Regions from separate parts of the Homo sapiens genome. Here region 1 is linked to region 2. The links are chromatin loops, found by intact Hi-C in ENCODE. Cell type or tissue: A673. All regions are shown on one strand.

Region 1 (8,000 bases), 60 kb after region 2:
TCCATCGGATACAGTTTAGATATTTGTCCCCATTCAAATCTCATGTTGAAATGTAATCCCCAATGTTGGAAGTGGGGCCTGGTGGGAGGTGTTTTGATTATGGAGACAGATCCCTTATGAATGGCTTGGGCCATCCCCTTGGTGATAAGTGAGCTTTCGCTCTGAGTTCACATGAAATCTGGTCGTTTAAAAGTGTGTGGCACCTCCTCTTTCCTGCTACTGCTTCTGTCACATGAGATGTTTACCCCTCCTTCACCTTCCACCATGACTGGAAGCTTCCTGAGGCCTCCACAGAAGCAGATGCCAGTGCTATGCTTCCTGTACAGCCTGCAGAACCATGAGCCAATTAAACCTCTTTTCTTATAAATGACTAAATCTCAAGTATTTCTTTATAGCAATGCAAGAACGGCCTAAATCACCATCCTATTTTTATCACTGGATCCTCATGAGATATGAATGAGGAGAACCCATTTCAGCTGAGGATACTGAGGCACAGAGATGTTAGGTGACTTGCCTAAGTGGCTTACAGTCAGAGCTATCAACCTCAGTTCTTATTCCAGAGATATTTCTGATTTGACTTGAGGCACTGCCTGCCTTCATGCTTGATCAGATTTGTCTATGATGGATAGAGACCTTTGGAAGTCACCTGGAACCTTCTCCTGCTGTTGGGGCATCTAAAACAGGCCAGCTGAAGGAGACTGTTATATCTAAGGCTCCTTGGAAAAAGGCCTTACAGTCAGATGCTCTCCAGAGATGTTCCTCTGCAGGTGACCACCCTGTTCTCTGACTGTCTCCAGCCAAAACTAAATCATTCCAGGTTTGAGACAGGCTTCTCTGAGGCCCCAGGGCACCTGAATTTCTCTCCTTGAATGTAGTCAATTACTCTGTACCCTGTACAGGCTGGCCTTGACTTATTTCCACCCCTTGCTAGGCACAAGGCCATACTTGCAGCCAGTAAGAGAGAGAGCTGAGGCTGATATGTGCATCTCTTGAGGCACCCTGTGCAGTGGAAAGAACTCTGGGAGACATGGCTTTGCATTCTGCATCTGGCATTGTGACCTTGGACAAGTGACTTAACCTTTCTGAGCTTTGGTTTCCTCATCTGTGAAATGAGGATAATAATACATAACTTATGGGGCAATTTTAATACTAAAAATATCATCTGTGAAGTAGTATCTGGCCTTGTTGATCAGGGTGGGTGCATGGGGAATGCTGATTCCCTTTCCTGTCTCTCCTTTTGGGCACTGCTCTTCCCTTCCTCAGGTCTAAGCTGACAGCAGACTTCTCTGCAACTGCTAGGATGAACTGTCTCATTAGAGATGACAACAGCTGCATAGTAGCACCCTGCTACTTAACCTTTATTATTAGCGGCAATTCTTTTTTAATTTTAAGTCCATCCGTAATGTTGGTCAGAGGTTTTCTGATACCTTTCTGAGTGCCCAAAGCAACAGTGACATTATGTTCAGCCACAGCCTTCAGTGATGACCTTCTCTCCTGCTGCCCCTAGTGGCCCCAGCCCCAGTTGTCAGAAGTCCAGGAGCTGGAAGGAGATTTGCACCGTCTCCTGGGGATGGTGCTTACCCAGGGCCATGTCCAGCCTGGACCTCAAAGACCTGCTTCCTCCTCAAGGGAGGAAGCAAGATCTCTTGACAATCAAGGGATCTTCTAGGTCTTGGTAATGGAATGCAAGAGGGTGCTGGTGCTGCTTCAAAGGGAACTTCTCACTGGGCGAGGAAGAGTATGATGATGCTGAAGTCCACCAGGTTGACTTGGGCTGTGGAACCCTTTCTTGAGGGAGTGGGCTTTCCAGAATCAAGGAAGAAGGGTAGATATTCATCAGATTGTGTTTCAGAAAGGCTCTTATTAGCATAACTGTCCTTAAAATGAAAATGGAATTGTATGGTCATATTTAAGATTAAACTCTCTCTTGAATCTGTAAAATATAAGCTGTTTGGCTCTGCTTTTAAGATGAGCATAGATTGCAATATTTTTGTGGGTGTTTGCTTTTTTGAGATGCTTTGAGTCTGGCCAGGTTATTAGAAGCATTTTACAGTTAAAATGTTTGCTTACCATCACTCAAAAATAGGGCTGGAGGAAACTCAGATACCATTGTTCCATGTTTTGAAGCAGAAATGAAAAATAGTAGTTCAAGGATAAGAAAGGCTAGTGCGAGATGCCGTTGCAGAAAAGAAATGGCAGGAGTGGGGCCTGGGTGTGGCTTCTTCTGCCCTTGTGCTCTGAGTCCTGCGTTTCCTGACTGTACTCCCCTCATTAAAGGAGGATGCACAGCTACACCTGCAGCCCTGACACCTCCCCAAGTAACACAACAGGAACCTTCCGCCAGGCAAGTGACTGAAGGTGGAAATGGAAAAGCCCATAGCAGGATCATGAAAGAGTTCTTAGGGGCAGAAGGACTGTCTTTATACTCCCCAGACTCATTGCCAAAGCTGCCTGCTCTCTTGATCTGAAAATGGACTTTGCTTTAATCCAAGTTAGGCCAACAGGTGACTGGAGTCAGGTCAGACGGGGGATTAGGGTATGCAGTATTGTAGAGAACTGGGGAGTTTGGAAATAGGAACTCATATTTTTTGGTAATGAAGAAGCGTTTATGTGAAGTGTAACATTTCCCTTAGTTTCATTTCAGTTTCCTTTTTGTGGGTACTATGTAAAATTTAATTCAACTCCTTTTATTAAAAGTACATAATGTAAGATTTTTTTTTCATAAAATTATTTTGTCTTTCTACCCTCCTTCCATTTATCTATTTATTCTTCAAGTATGGAAATGTGGAAAAAAATGATTTTCAACACAAGATGACACTATCTCTTCTGCCCCACACTGGTAATATTTCAGTAAATTTTTGTACTTTTCTGTATTTTTTACTTTTAATAGTTTTGATATATTTTGTTTAAAAATCATTTCTTTCCTTCTTTCCTTTTCTTACCACCTTCCTACTCTCTCTTCCTTCATCCCTCCTTCCTTCCATCCTGCCTACTTTTCTTCCTTCTTTTGAAAAACAGTGAAGATAGTTTAAATGGAGAAGGTAACCAGCACAGAGGCCACTTCCTGCTCCTTGTGATGGTTCCCCAGTATGCAGCCCCTCTAAAATCACTCCCTGCTTCAGCAGCCTGTCTTCTGCTTAGGATGACCGGCTGTGGGTAGTCACATTCTATGCCTGTTTTCTCAGTATATTATCACCAGTGCTTTCTTTCACTCTCTACATGTGTTGTCCTGTTACCAGTGGGAGGTATCTGCTACTGGTGGCAAATCTGTGTGGGTCTACAGCAACCTCAATTCTTGCCTTCCTCAGAAGAAAGAATTTGACTGAGGGGCATAAGGCAGAAAAAATGATGGAAGCAAGTATCAGAGCAGGAGTGGACATTTATTAAAAAGCTTTAGAGGCCAGGTGCGGTGGCTCACGCCTGTAATCCCAGCACTTTGGGAGGCTGAGGTGGGTGGATCACGAGGTCAGGAGATTGAGACCATCCTGGCTAACATGGTGAAACCCCCTCTCTACTAAAAATATAAAAAATTAGCCAGGCATGGTGGCGGGCGCCTGTAGTCCCAGCTACTCGGGAGGCTGAGGCAGGAGAATGGCGTGAACCCTGGAGGCGGAGCTTGAAGTGAGCCGAGATGGCACCACTGCAGTCCAGCCTGGGCAACAGAGCAAGACTCCGTCTCAAAAGAAAAAAAAAATAATAAAAAAGCTTTAGAGCCGGAAAGAAAGGAAAGTACACTTGGAAGAGGTCCACTTGGGCGACTTGAAGAACAAGTGTGGTGTTTAACCTTGATCCTGGGACTTTATAGGCTGGCCCACCTCCAGCAACTTGCACCCTTTTCCCATGATTCTTCTCTTACGGTGGGCTGCCCGTACCCTTGGGAAGTGAGCATATGCAGCGTGTTTAGAAATTTGTATGCATATTCCTCTGAGGCTTTCTGCCCTTTTCCAGTGGAGTGCCCCTGGAATGTCATACTCTGCCATTTTGTCTCTTAGTGCACAGGCCTGGTAAGTTGCTTCTCCCTGGCATCTGCATTCAATGAACACTTTAGTGCAGCAGGTATGGACCATCAGGAAATGGTTACTCCCTGGTGCTGGCTGCCAATTTATCACTTTTAGAGAGGCAATGTGATGATTGCCAAACCAACGCCTGACATTCCTTGCAGGCTGGGGAGAGCCCTCTCCTGCCCTGCTCATGCCTGTCTCACTCCCTCTACCAGTCCTGGACAATAACTTGCCTGGCTGCTCTACTTTCACTTCAGCACAGGGCCCCAGAGCAGGGACCCAGGCCACCTATTTTATGTTCATGGGCAGTGAGCCTGGGGCCTGAGGATCTCTGGGGATAATGTTTTGTGCTCCCCTTCCCCCACATGCTGGGCACAAAATAGGGAGAGAAGCTGCCTTTAAATGTGGCTGCCTCTTTATGCTGAGAAAAAAAAAATCCCACAGGACCCAGGCTGGTGCCCAAGTGCTTCCCCCAGAGGATGCCTGTGGGAGGAATGGCGAACAATGGTCATTTCAGCTGCATTAGGCTCCTTTGCTGTAATCTCCCAATCTAAATAGGCTTGTAATTGTAGAGCAGGAATGAAGTGGTTGGGCAGACGTGTTCTCTGTTGGAAGCACGGCCACAGACAGACTTAGCATCTCACTTTCCTTGTAATCTTTAAATGTGTTCACAGTATATACCCCACTACCCCATGAAAAACCTAATGCTCTCCCTGATGCTCAAAGAACCATGGGTCTGGTTCCAAGAAGGAGGCTGCTGCTTCTTTCAGGTTGACAGGCTTTGCTCCTGAACCACTCAGTGACAGAGAACAAGGACAGACTGTCTAGTATGAGAGACTTTGGGCTCTGGTAAGAGTTCCTGCAGCCTATCCTGTCATTGGTGTTTTGAATAAAGCAGTGACTCTTCAGGGAGTCCTCTCCTTCCTCCCTCCCTCCCTCCCTCCCTCCCTCCCTCCCTCTCCCCTCCCTCCCTCCCTCCCTCCCTCCCTCCCTCCCTCCCTTCCTTCCTCCCTTCCTTCCTTCCTTCCTTCCTTCTTTCCTTCCTTTCTGCATCCTCCTTCCCTCATCTTCCTTCTTTCCTTCTGGTCACTTGTTTATTAATAGTAATAAATAATTATGCAAATAATCCCAAGAATACCTTGTACTTCTGCATCCACTTTAAAAACAAGGGAAACAAGCCTGAGAGATGGTAACTGACCCAGGAGCTTCAGATGCTGTTAGAGCAGGGATATCTGTCTGACTCTGGAGCTCAGGAAAACATATCACTACTATGTGCTACTGTGTCTCATGTGGAAGAGGCCACAGACTGACAGTGCATCACCACCTAGAGCTTCAGGGGAGGATGATGTGGCATGGCAGGTGGCTGTCCTAGCTCACTGGCAGGCTGAAAAAGCTGACTCAACCTTCATGGGGCTAATCGGAATATGGATGCTTGAGGAAAGAGTCCAGTGACTGTGGTCACTAGGGGACTAGAGTGACTGTGCCATGTGTGGGTTGACCAACTCCAAAACTATTGATGTAGGTGTTTTAAGCATTTCTTTCCTGTGTGAACTATTCAGTATTCAAGGTAAAGTTCAGGGTCAAAAAGTTCTATTTAGCAAAGCAACATAAAGTTGTAGAGAAAAAAACGATTCCCCTTTGTCATTAATTCCAGTACTTTTCTTTAGGACCTTAATTTGGACTCATGGTTTCCCCATTAACTATATAAATGGGATTAATGACTTGATTCCAGCAGAGAACATGAAGTACTTAAGGAACTGTTTCAGCCAGATGACATGTTATTATTACCAGTAAGAGGTGGGAATATTAGCATTTATATGGTCCTTTATTTGCAGAGACTATTCTGATGGGTTATTCACACACATATTATACTCTTAATGGTCATTTTGTGCTCCCCCATTTGTCATGCTTGTATATATTTGCAACATTAAAATATTATATTACTAAGGACGAATGATGTCCATAGAAGCCTGCAGCTGCCTGTCCCGTGTGGTCATAGAATACTTGCTTTCCTGCCGGGGATCCTGACCCAACTGTCCCCACTCCTAAAGGCCTCTGTAGGGGTTTTAGGTTCAGGGATCTTAAATTTAGTTGTCTCCTCTTGGTAGAGAATTAAACGATGTGTTTTATAGCTTATTAAGGGGTCTTCTATGTGGGACATTTCCACATTGAGTGGTAGGGGAGTAGGGGAGTTGGGGTGGTGGTGATCTTTGTTTTTAGTTATAAATTTTTAAATTCTTTTTTTTTTTGCTCTATTTTCATAGCCTCTTAATGCATTAAATTTGGCTTAGGCTTTTTTGAGTTACTAGATTTTCATTTTTACCAGAGTTTAAATATATACTTTATTTATTAATGCATCATAGTTGTATAGATATTGGGGGCACATTTGATATTTTCATACCTATATGCAATGTGTAATGATGAAATCAGGGTAATTGGAATAACCATCACCTCAAACATTAATCTATTCTTTGTGTTGGGAATATTATAATTCTTCTCTTCTAGCTATTTTGAAATAACAATAAATTATTGTTAACTATATTTTCCCTACTATGCTATCGACTACTAGAACGTATTCCCTCTATGTAGCTGTATTTTTGTACCCATTAACCAACTTCTTTTCATTCTCCCTCTTCCCTAATTAACCATCGAAGCAGAGTCTGTTTGACATAATACAGGGTAGATACTGATTTGTCACGGAAGTTGTCTCCCACGTTTTCCATTGCAATATCATTTCTAAGACCTCTATTTCCTGCTTAACAAGTTAAAGGATGACAACAACAACAACAATTGGGCAAGTATTGAGTTTTAAATGTTAAACACTCAGCTAAATACTGTAAATTCATTATCACCATTTACCCATCACAGTAGTGCTATAAAATAGATTCGATTATTATCTCCGTTTTACAAAGACAGAGCTGAGATGTAGAGTATTAAATGACTTCTCCAGCCAGCACTCTATCTAATATTCCAACTCAGTTATCTACCGTTACTTGTAGCTAAACTGCACCTTAAATCTATTGAATCTCATAACTTAAAAGAATTTTTTGCTAGTTTTAGAAAACAGTTACCTGTAGTTTAGTTTAATTTACGGGTTTTTTTAGGGACCTTCTCTGCCCTCAAATGACCTAGATGCACTGAGATTAAGTCAGAAAATGTCCTCAGCGCTGGACCTTTTTTTGTCTTAGCTCAGCTTTTTCTGTCGATGAAAAGAGTCACACTCTGTAAAATATTTGAAGAGATTTATTCTGAGCCAAATGGCCATGGCCCGTGACACAGCCCTCAGGAGGTCCTGAGAACATGTGCCCAAGGTGGGTGGGGTGGCAGTTTGGTTTTATACATTTTAGGGAAACATGAGACTTCAATCAAATATATTTAAGAAATACATTGGTTTGGTCCAGAAAGTTGGGACAACTTGAAGCAGCAGGTAGATTCCAGCTTATAGGTAGATGTAAAAATTTTCTGGTTGACAGTTGATTGAGTTTATCTAAATACCTGGGATCAATAGAAAGGAATGTCTGGATTAAGAAAAAGGATTGTGGACCAGGTGTGGTGGCTCACACCTGTAATCCCAGCACTTTGGGAGGCCGAGGTGGGTGGATCGTGAGGTTAGGAGTTCAAGACCAGCCTGGCCAAGATGGTGAAACCCTGTCTCTACTAAAAATACAAAAAATTAGCCGGGCATGGTGGTGGGTGCCTGTAATCCCAGCTACTTGGAAGGCTGAGGCAAAGAATTGCTTGAACCTGGGAGGTGGAGGTTGCAGTGAGCCGAGATCATGCCATTGCACTCCAGCCTGGGTGACAAAGTGAGACTTTGTTTCAAAAAAAAAAAAAAAGAAAGAAAAAGAAGGATGGTGGAGGCTAAAGTTCTTATTTGCAGAAGAAGCCTTCAGGTAGCAGGCTTCAGAGAGGATAGGTTATAAAATATTTCTCATCAGACCTAAAGTCTGTGTTGACCTTAATGGCAGAGAGGTATAGTGAGGCATGTCTGACCCCCTG
Region 2 (8,000 bases):
AGCAGTCTTTTGCCTTGAATGTGCTTGGAGCGGTGGCTGCCCTCTTGTGATGATAAAGGCACAGATGTAAGAATGAGGATGGCAGAACGAATGGACACAAAGAACTTGGATTTTTGAGATGTTATTGAGCTGTTGCACTGAGTTACTTTTTTCAAATTCCTTATTAAGTAAACAAAATATAACTTTATTATTTAAGCCCTTTTTAATAAGCTTTTTCAAAGTTAACTTGTGGTGAACACATTCTTATTGATACATATTTTATTTCTGATATATGCCTTCATCTTATTGTATTTCTCTGTTGTCTGCTGTTGAACTGTGGGTGGCTCAAGGAAGCCAGGACATATCTTGGAATGTTTTGAACGGCATCTGAGCATGCTCATAACTTTTTATTGACTGCAAAAGTAATATCTTGACCTGCTTTGAATTACTTTTCTCTTTTGCTTTGCTCAAGCAGAACAGGAACTTCTATGAATATATGCCCATGTTCCTCACTGGCACCTGAGGCGGGCTGTGTTTATTAAAAATTAAGTCATATACTATTTATATACAGTTAATAAATTAGGATTGTTATTCACTGTACAAAGGTAATTACTGTTGAATTAAACTGTGAGCTTCCTGAAAGCCTCTTAATAGGATTTCACTAGGCAAAAATGAGGTCACTCAGACCCTTTGAGGAGCTTGTCATTTGACTTGATTGATGTCTGCCCTTTTCTCTCTTTGTTGCTGAGCTCTGTTCCCAAACAATGGGGCTGCTCCACTGACAAGAGGGCTCCCAAGAGCTGGATCTCCAGTTCCCTGGGGGCTAAGGCAATTTATAAGGGATCAAAGTTCCCATCCAGTGAAGGGTAATTAAGGATTTGGAGAATGCAGAACTGGAATGCACCCTGTGGTAGGTGCATTTCAGGGGCATGCTATTTTAATTGCTTTCAATTTATGGACTGTTAGTATACAGTTACTGGTGTCCTCCCTTTTGCCTTCTAATAATTTAACCTGTACTCAGATCCCCACTCCTCAATCTGTCCCACTGTAGCCCTTTCTGTTGTTGTATTTTTCTCAGGATATTGTTGTCTGAGAGTTCTGGAAAATGCAAATAGGTCCACAGTTAAATTTTATCTACTTACCTAATTATTCTACTTATCTAACCTATATGTATGTATGTGTATATATATATATATATATATTTGCCTACATAGTTACTTATCTTCCCAACCTACTCAACGCTCCTAAACTACTTGGTTTGCTAACCTACTTTGTGCCTATATTTATGCACCTATCTTTTCAAAACATAAAGAGCATCTACCAATGAAATCAATGACATTCTTTCTGTATTGTATAGCTTTGCTCAGTGTTACTCTGACCTTGAGTTAAAGGGTTTTCAGCTCATGTTCAGGGCTTATTAGTAGTAGTAGTATTTTTGTTATGGTTCTATTTAGGAAGCAGCCTTTTTGTAACATCTATGAGGAGGATAGACAGGTGTGATTTTGTCAGATTCTTTAATACATGATGATGATATTAAAATTGATCATGAGGAGGTTATAGAAATTGTCTCTGTTCTTGTAGATTTTAAAATTAGCTTCATATAGAATGATTTATTCATTTATCTGTTTTTAATTATTACATTTTCCTCCCATACCTGGTATTTTCCTTTACTCTGTCATTCATCAAGTGTTTAATAAATGCCAGTATGTACTGAACCTTATGCTAGGTGATATAACAAAAGCCATATTTGGATTCCAAAGAAATATAGGCCAGTCCCTTATAACACATATTTGATCTTTGTCTCAACAAAAGGAAGAAAGCTCTAAAATATTGTACTATTAGAGAGTATCTCCCAAAAATTCATGTCTGCCTGAAACCTGTGAATGAGACCTTCATTGGAAACAGGGTCTTTGCAAATGTAATCAAGATGTTGGGTGGTGCAGCTGTAAGCCAAGGAACACCAAAGATTGCTGGCATCCACTAGAAGCTAGGAAGATGTAGGATGGACTCCTTCTTAGAGCATTCAGAGGGAGCATGGCCTGGGCCATGATTTTGGATTTCTAGCCTCCAGAACTGGGACTGAATAAATTTATCTTATTTTAAGCCACAAAGTTTGTGATAATTTGTTACAACAGTCCTAGGAAACTAATGCATGTATTTGAAAAGGACATTTGATTCAGAGATTGAACATTATGAGAGAAGAGGAAAAATCACCCAAACTTCTGTGTGTAAATCCAGTCACTTTTAATTCTTCCCTAATGTAAATAGTTTTTGCTGGTTGCAGTCATAATCATAATCATACTTCTAATCATAATCTTTTTTGTTTTATGTGTTTCTGGTGGAAATATATCATTTTTTGACTGTTTAGCATTTACATCCTTTTTGGTAAAAATTTTCAGGAGATTTTCCTCCCGCTGTGGCAACTACAAATGCCAGGTCCTTACTGTCTCAGCAGCTCCTAAAGCTCATGAACAGGTGCACCTTAGACTTGAATTAAAAGCTGGTGACCTGAAGATGAAGGGACTGCACAGGAGACACTGATGTTCTAGGGACAGCTACATCCAGGTTCTGGAGTTAGTGGTCAGTGACTATAGGCTTCAGTGCAGAGGCTGGTGGTCATGAATATTGAGGTGTCTATGCTGTGTCAGCAGCAGCCACACTGTCTTTCCCGGACTACTCTGTGACATTCTAGGCTGGATTGCCACTCACTTTGGCTTTCCAGATCCCAGCGACTGCTTTAATATATATTTATGTGATGAAGCTAATGCCAGTTGATTCTTAGTGCCTAGAGGGTAAACCGTGGCTGATATAGCATCCTTCTCTTTTGAATTAATATTATACTGTATGCAAACTCCATAATGTGACCTATCTCTGACCATCATTTACAATTTCTGGATTCTACTCAATTGTGTCAGTGTATAATGATAGATGTAGCAATTCTATTAAAACAGTAGGTCATTTCAAAACAAACCTGCAATGAACATGCTTGGGTATATAATTGTTTTCCCACTGTGTTTTTAAAAATAAAAATTACAAGAAATATGTTCACTGGATCAAAGAGTGTGAACTGTGGATATATCACTGTGCCTTCCTGAAAAGTAGTAACAATTTACACTGCTGCCAGCAATGTATGAAAGTGCTAATTTTATTGCATTAGTATTAACACAAAGGGGTATTATCAATGAGAAATATTGCTACTACTTTTCTGGGTGAAAAACAGTACCTTGATGTTTTAATTTGCACTCCTCTGATTACTAGTGAGAATAACATTGTTTTCTTATCTTGTTTACTAATCGAGATTTCCACTGATTTTTCTGTTGACTAGGGAGGAACTTAATATAGGCATGGGCAAGCATGGGCTGAGCTTCTTAGCCAGACTACAAGTCCAAAATCACTAGACCTGTTTCAACTGACTGAGGAGCTTCTTGTTAGCGTTGTGTTGGGGGATGGGGAATTTAAGAGGTATGGGTGCAATAAAATCTTTCAATCCTGAGATTTGTATTCTTCTTGGGAGAAAGGAGATATGCGGCAACCTGCTGTAACTGCAAGTGCTAAATTCAGAGTTGTGGACTCACCAAGGAAAAATTCTTTCCCCTTTAGGCGTTGCCCCAATGTTTTCATTTCTTTTCTCATATGTTTTCTTTTTCCCACCCTAGGAAACTAAATCTTGGCAACATTTCTCTAATGATCACTTTCTTATTATCACCTTTTAAGAACTACCAAGTTTTAACCTGACATTTTCTTTCTGTTATCTCCAGGGTCTTAAAAGCCAATATTGTGGTTTCTGAAAGCTAATTTCTCACCAGTGGGTGGCAGCCTGTTGCTTTCAAGGGAGACAGCCACAAGTGTTTGTGTGTAGAGGCAGGGGTGGGGTATGGTGTGTCGGAGATAACCGGGATTCTGGGACAGAGAAAAGATTGTTGGATCAGCTTGATAGGACCAGTTTGGCAGTTTGCTTGAACAACTTCAAACGACTAATGTAAAAAACACTGATTGCATAAACTCTTGGATAATTCCTGGGAAGTTTTGGGGGACATCCTATAAACTGTCACACAGAGATTTGATTTCATCAGCATAAACAGGCACTGGCACAACCCCCACCTCCCTGGGAGCCCGTCGCCCTGAGTCAGAGGATAAACAGTAATGGGGTAGTCTCAAACTCCACTTGCTGATGATAACATTTACATAATGCTTGTAACCATTTATACTGTGTGCTAAATAGTGGGGCTGGGGCCATGGTGGTGCTTGCCTGTAATCCCAGCTACTCGGGAGGCTGAGGCAGGAGAATCACTTGAACCTGGGAGGTGGAGGTTGTGGTGAGCCAAGATTACACCACTGCACTCCAGCCTGGGCAACAAGAGCAAAACTCTGTCTCAAAAAAAAAAAAAAAAAGAAAAAAAAATAGTGGGGCTGGGAGGAAAGAGAGGCATCCTTAATTCCACCCCCTCCCCCAAAAAAAGACATTTTGATCATTCTATTAAAAAATATCGGTGAATTGGGGTGGCAGAAACCCTGGAGCTGTAATGGTCCATACGCTGGTTAATAAGGTCAGCATGTTTATTTTTCCACCTCCAAACTTTTTTGCTCAAGTCTTTCTAGAGGGAGACAAGAGCATGAAAACAGCACCAGATGAGGAGTAAATAAGCTGGGTTCTCAAATCCAATCTATCACTTGTTAGCTGAGGGGCTGGATGCAGACTTTTGTGTCTCTGGGCACCAGTTTTTCAACTACAAAATGAAAGGGCTGGACTGGACAGTCTCCAGAGTCAATTTCTGCTCTAAAATTTGGTGATGCTTCCATCGTTCCTGTCTTCAACTTCCCCAGGTAATCCAATCTCGTATTTTCTTCATGAATCTTTCCTTAAATTGTGGGCTTGGGATACATAATGTGTAGTATATTTTCTTCGCATTTCTCTTAGTGAGATGAGCATAGCACATTCCTTACCTTGATCCTTTTCCATGGATACTTTGATACACAGGAGGGCTCCTCTGGTGAGAAAGTTGGCAACTCCCAAAAGCATACTCAGTGCCTCTGTGTTTCTTTTAGTTGGCTGAGAGAGCCCTCTCAATGTCCTACTCAGAAAAAGAAATTTGTTCATTCAACAAATATTCAGTGAGAACTTGGTGATTTTTAGGTAGACTACCAGGTGCAGTAGTGCTTCCAAAGGACTGTTGGAATCTACCTTTTTTCTTGCCTAAATAAAAGTCTGTCTACTGGCCTGAATGAATCTTCATGGGTAGAAGACCCTAGATTCTCAGATACTTCTCAAGAAGCAGGAGTTGCAGGTGGGAGAACAGACTGTTCCTCGGTAAAACATTTCCAACGGGGCTTCCACAGGACATTAACCCAGGCACCCTTCTCTAAAGGTAGTGGGGGGCTGAATCCTGGGGAGGGGTGTCTTTCTCTAATATGTACAAAAGTATTTTATGGGCTAGGGTGGCCCTGCTTTTCAGGGTCTAAGCATCTGAGGTTTCATTGCTTTTCCTTTGTCTTCTTAGATTCTCCCTCATTTCTGTCTTTAGATTTCCATTTCCACATATGAGTGGTATTGCTCCATTCTGGACCTCTCTTCTTTCTTTTTATTGGTAAAGTATGCCAAAAAATGCATTTAAATTTCTATGAAACACTTTGTTTATTGTACTAATAAATCCTCCTTTGGTTTTCCAAACACTTGGAATAAATGTGATGAGTTTATATGGAAATTAAGGTAGCAGTACATCTTTTTAATTAGACAGATATAGATGTAGAAAGTGAGTATCTGCTGATATGAAAGAAGGTTTGGGCTCGGAGGAGAATTTTTTCCTCAGTCATCTCACAGGTTAATTTGAAGAGTGTGGATTCACAGGGTCCAGTCAGGTGGGGTGCCTCCCTCCTCAGCAAGAAAGTAGGCAGGGGGCTCTGTCCTTTTCATACAGGGCAAATTATTCAAAACTCCCTCACCCTCCCCACTGATAGTATTGATGTGAAAGGCAAGGAAAGTAGTTTTTGGCTTTCCAGGGAGAATGGTAGAGACCCTGGTACAGTTCTTCTCAGCCATGGCTGCACATTAGAATCAACTGGGGTGCTTTACAAAGCTCGCATGTCCAGACTTCACTGCAAAGCCAGAAATGGCAATTTTAATATCTACAAGTGGAGTCTGGGCATCAGGGTTTCTTTAAAAGCTCCTTGGAGCCTCAGCAGACAGGTTGGAGAACTAATGGCCTGTGTTTTCTAAGAGTTGGTTTGACCACAACACGGAGTAACCTAGGATCACTGATGAGCCAAATTGAAGTTGCTCTGTTCTGTCCTTTGTCACATAAACACACATGTACATGGCATGGGATACAAAAGGGGAGTTTCACTGATAGATATAACACAGACAGAAGAAAACAGACACATACAACCCTATTAGACATACACACACACGGTTATAGACTATGGCTCCTGACACAGAAGCAGACACAGACACATATTTAGGCACATCTCTGTGCTGAAATGCAATCCTAGAACTTCTTAGAAAAATGCACAGAGAGGCTAGGTGCGGTGGCTCATGCCTGTAATCCCAGCACTTTGGGAGGTTGAGGTGGGCAGATCACGAGGTCAGGAGTTCAAGACCATCCTGGCCAATATGGTGAAATTCCGTCTCTACTAAAAAAAATACAAAAATTAGCTGGGCATGGTGGCATGAGCCTGTAGTCCCAGATACTCAGGAGGCTGAGGCAGGAGCATCTCTTGAACCCGGGAGGCAGAGGTTGCAGTGAGCTGAGATCGCACCACTGCACTCCAGCCTGAGTGACAGAGTGAGACTCCATCTCAAAAAAAAAAAAAAAAAAAAAAAAAACAGAATAAAAATGCACATAGGCACAGATACACACAGACGCACCTTCACAACATAGAGACAGAGTCACGTGCACATAGAGACATAGATATAGTTTCATGGAGAGACACACAGTTATACACAAAAAGACACACACACACAAGTACTCCCATGTATAGAAATAGTCCAGGATACACAGAAAGATGCACAGAAGTTGACACACATAGACTTATATTCACGGAGATACAGAGTGGCGCAGAGAGGTACATTCAGACACCCTATAATAAAGAGATACGCACTCAGAAATGCAGTCTCAGTAACTTTTAGGACTTTTTGCATGCAAGATCCTGAAGGAGTCTTTTGCTCCCATAGAACTGATTTTGCCCAGGCCTATTTCTAGGTGAATGTATGGAACAGGGGATGAAAGCTTTATGGCCTTAGAGTTGGCCACACACTAACTTTCAACAGAAATAGATCCTACTGAGAAATTTTCCCTCACATGAATTTGAAATCTTGGAGAAGGAACAATAATAACAATAATAAAACTATCACTTTGTATGCTGTGGGGAGAGCTCTAGGGAGCAGAGCAAAAGAGCCTGTAATAAGGACACCATGCAGTCTACCAACTTCTCTCATGACTGTGATCTCAAACCAACAATTTGCAGTGAGCTTTACAGTTAAAATGTCGTTTGATCTTCTGAACAACCTAGTGGGCTAAGTTTACTATTTGACCTCATTTCGTAGCTGTGGAAACTCAAGTACAGGGAGGTTAGTTAAGTAACTTTTTCTGGGTCTCTCAGCTAGGTTCATATTCATGGCTGGTCTGAGAGTCTGTGCCTTTTACCACTCCAGCACTGCTGCTTCTCCCACTGAGGAGATGCAGTCTGCCTGTTCTTTCCCTAAAAGTGAAAATAGAGTGTCAGAGAGGCCAGACATCTCAGCCAGGCCTCCTCAGAGATGAACCCAGGCTTTGCATTTGAGTGTTTGGTTCCTGGTATAAGCCTGCTTTCATAAGACAGAGGAGTCTTTGGATCATTTCTTAGGCTGTCTGTGAGCTTGATAGTGTGGGGTTGCTGACTCTGAGCATAAGGACCCAGGACAATAAATAGACAACAATGGCCATGCCATGACTATCCTCAGAGTCAGGATTTTATTTTCCTAAAAGACAAAGGCATTGGAGGTCTTCCCTACTTCTTTCTACTCCTCTATGCTTCTATGAGAAGTG

The links. A loop is a pair of places that touch in the nucleus more often than their neighbours do. Peaks named below come from ENCODE experiments on the same cell type or tissue, not always from the same donor. Only the 100,000 strongest peaks of a DNase experiment are listed, where the experiment ranks them.
Region 1: a loop joins it to region 2, with 7 times the contacts of the local background. A loop is called at or near these places in 1 of 110 quality-filtered maps.

The regions. Positions count from the first base shown.
Region 1 is chr10:109,383,692-109,391,691 of GRCh38, reverse strand. No RefSeq gene overlaps it. Among named protein-coding and RNA genes, the nearest start is that of XPNPEP1, 540 kb to the left of the region's middle. In A673, CTCF peaks have their summits at 1,505 (motif pointing left) and 4,510; DNase peaks (open chromatin) are centred at 4,641, 4,751, 5,191 and 6,711; H3K27ac peaks cover 5,023 bases.
Region 2 is chr10:109,443,675-109,451,674 of GRCh38, reverse strand. No RefSeq gene overlaps it. Among named protein-coding and RNA genes, the nearest start is that of XPNPEP1, 480 kb to the left of the region's middle. In A673, CTCF peaks have their summits at 42 (motif pointing left) and 3,776 (motif pointing right); DNase peaks (open chromatin) are centred at 724 and 3,824; H3K27ac peaks cover 2,083 bases.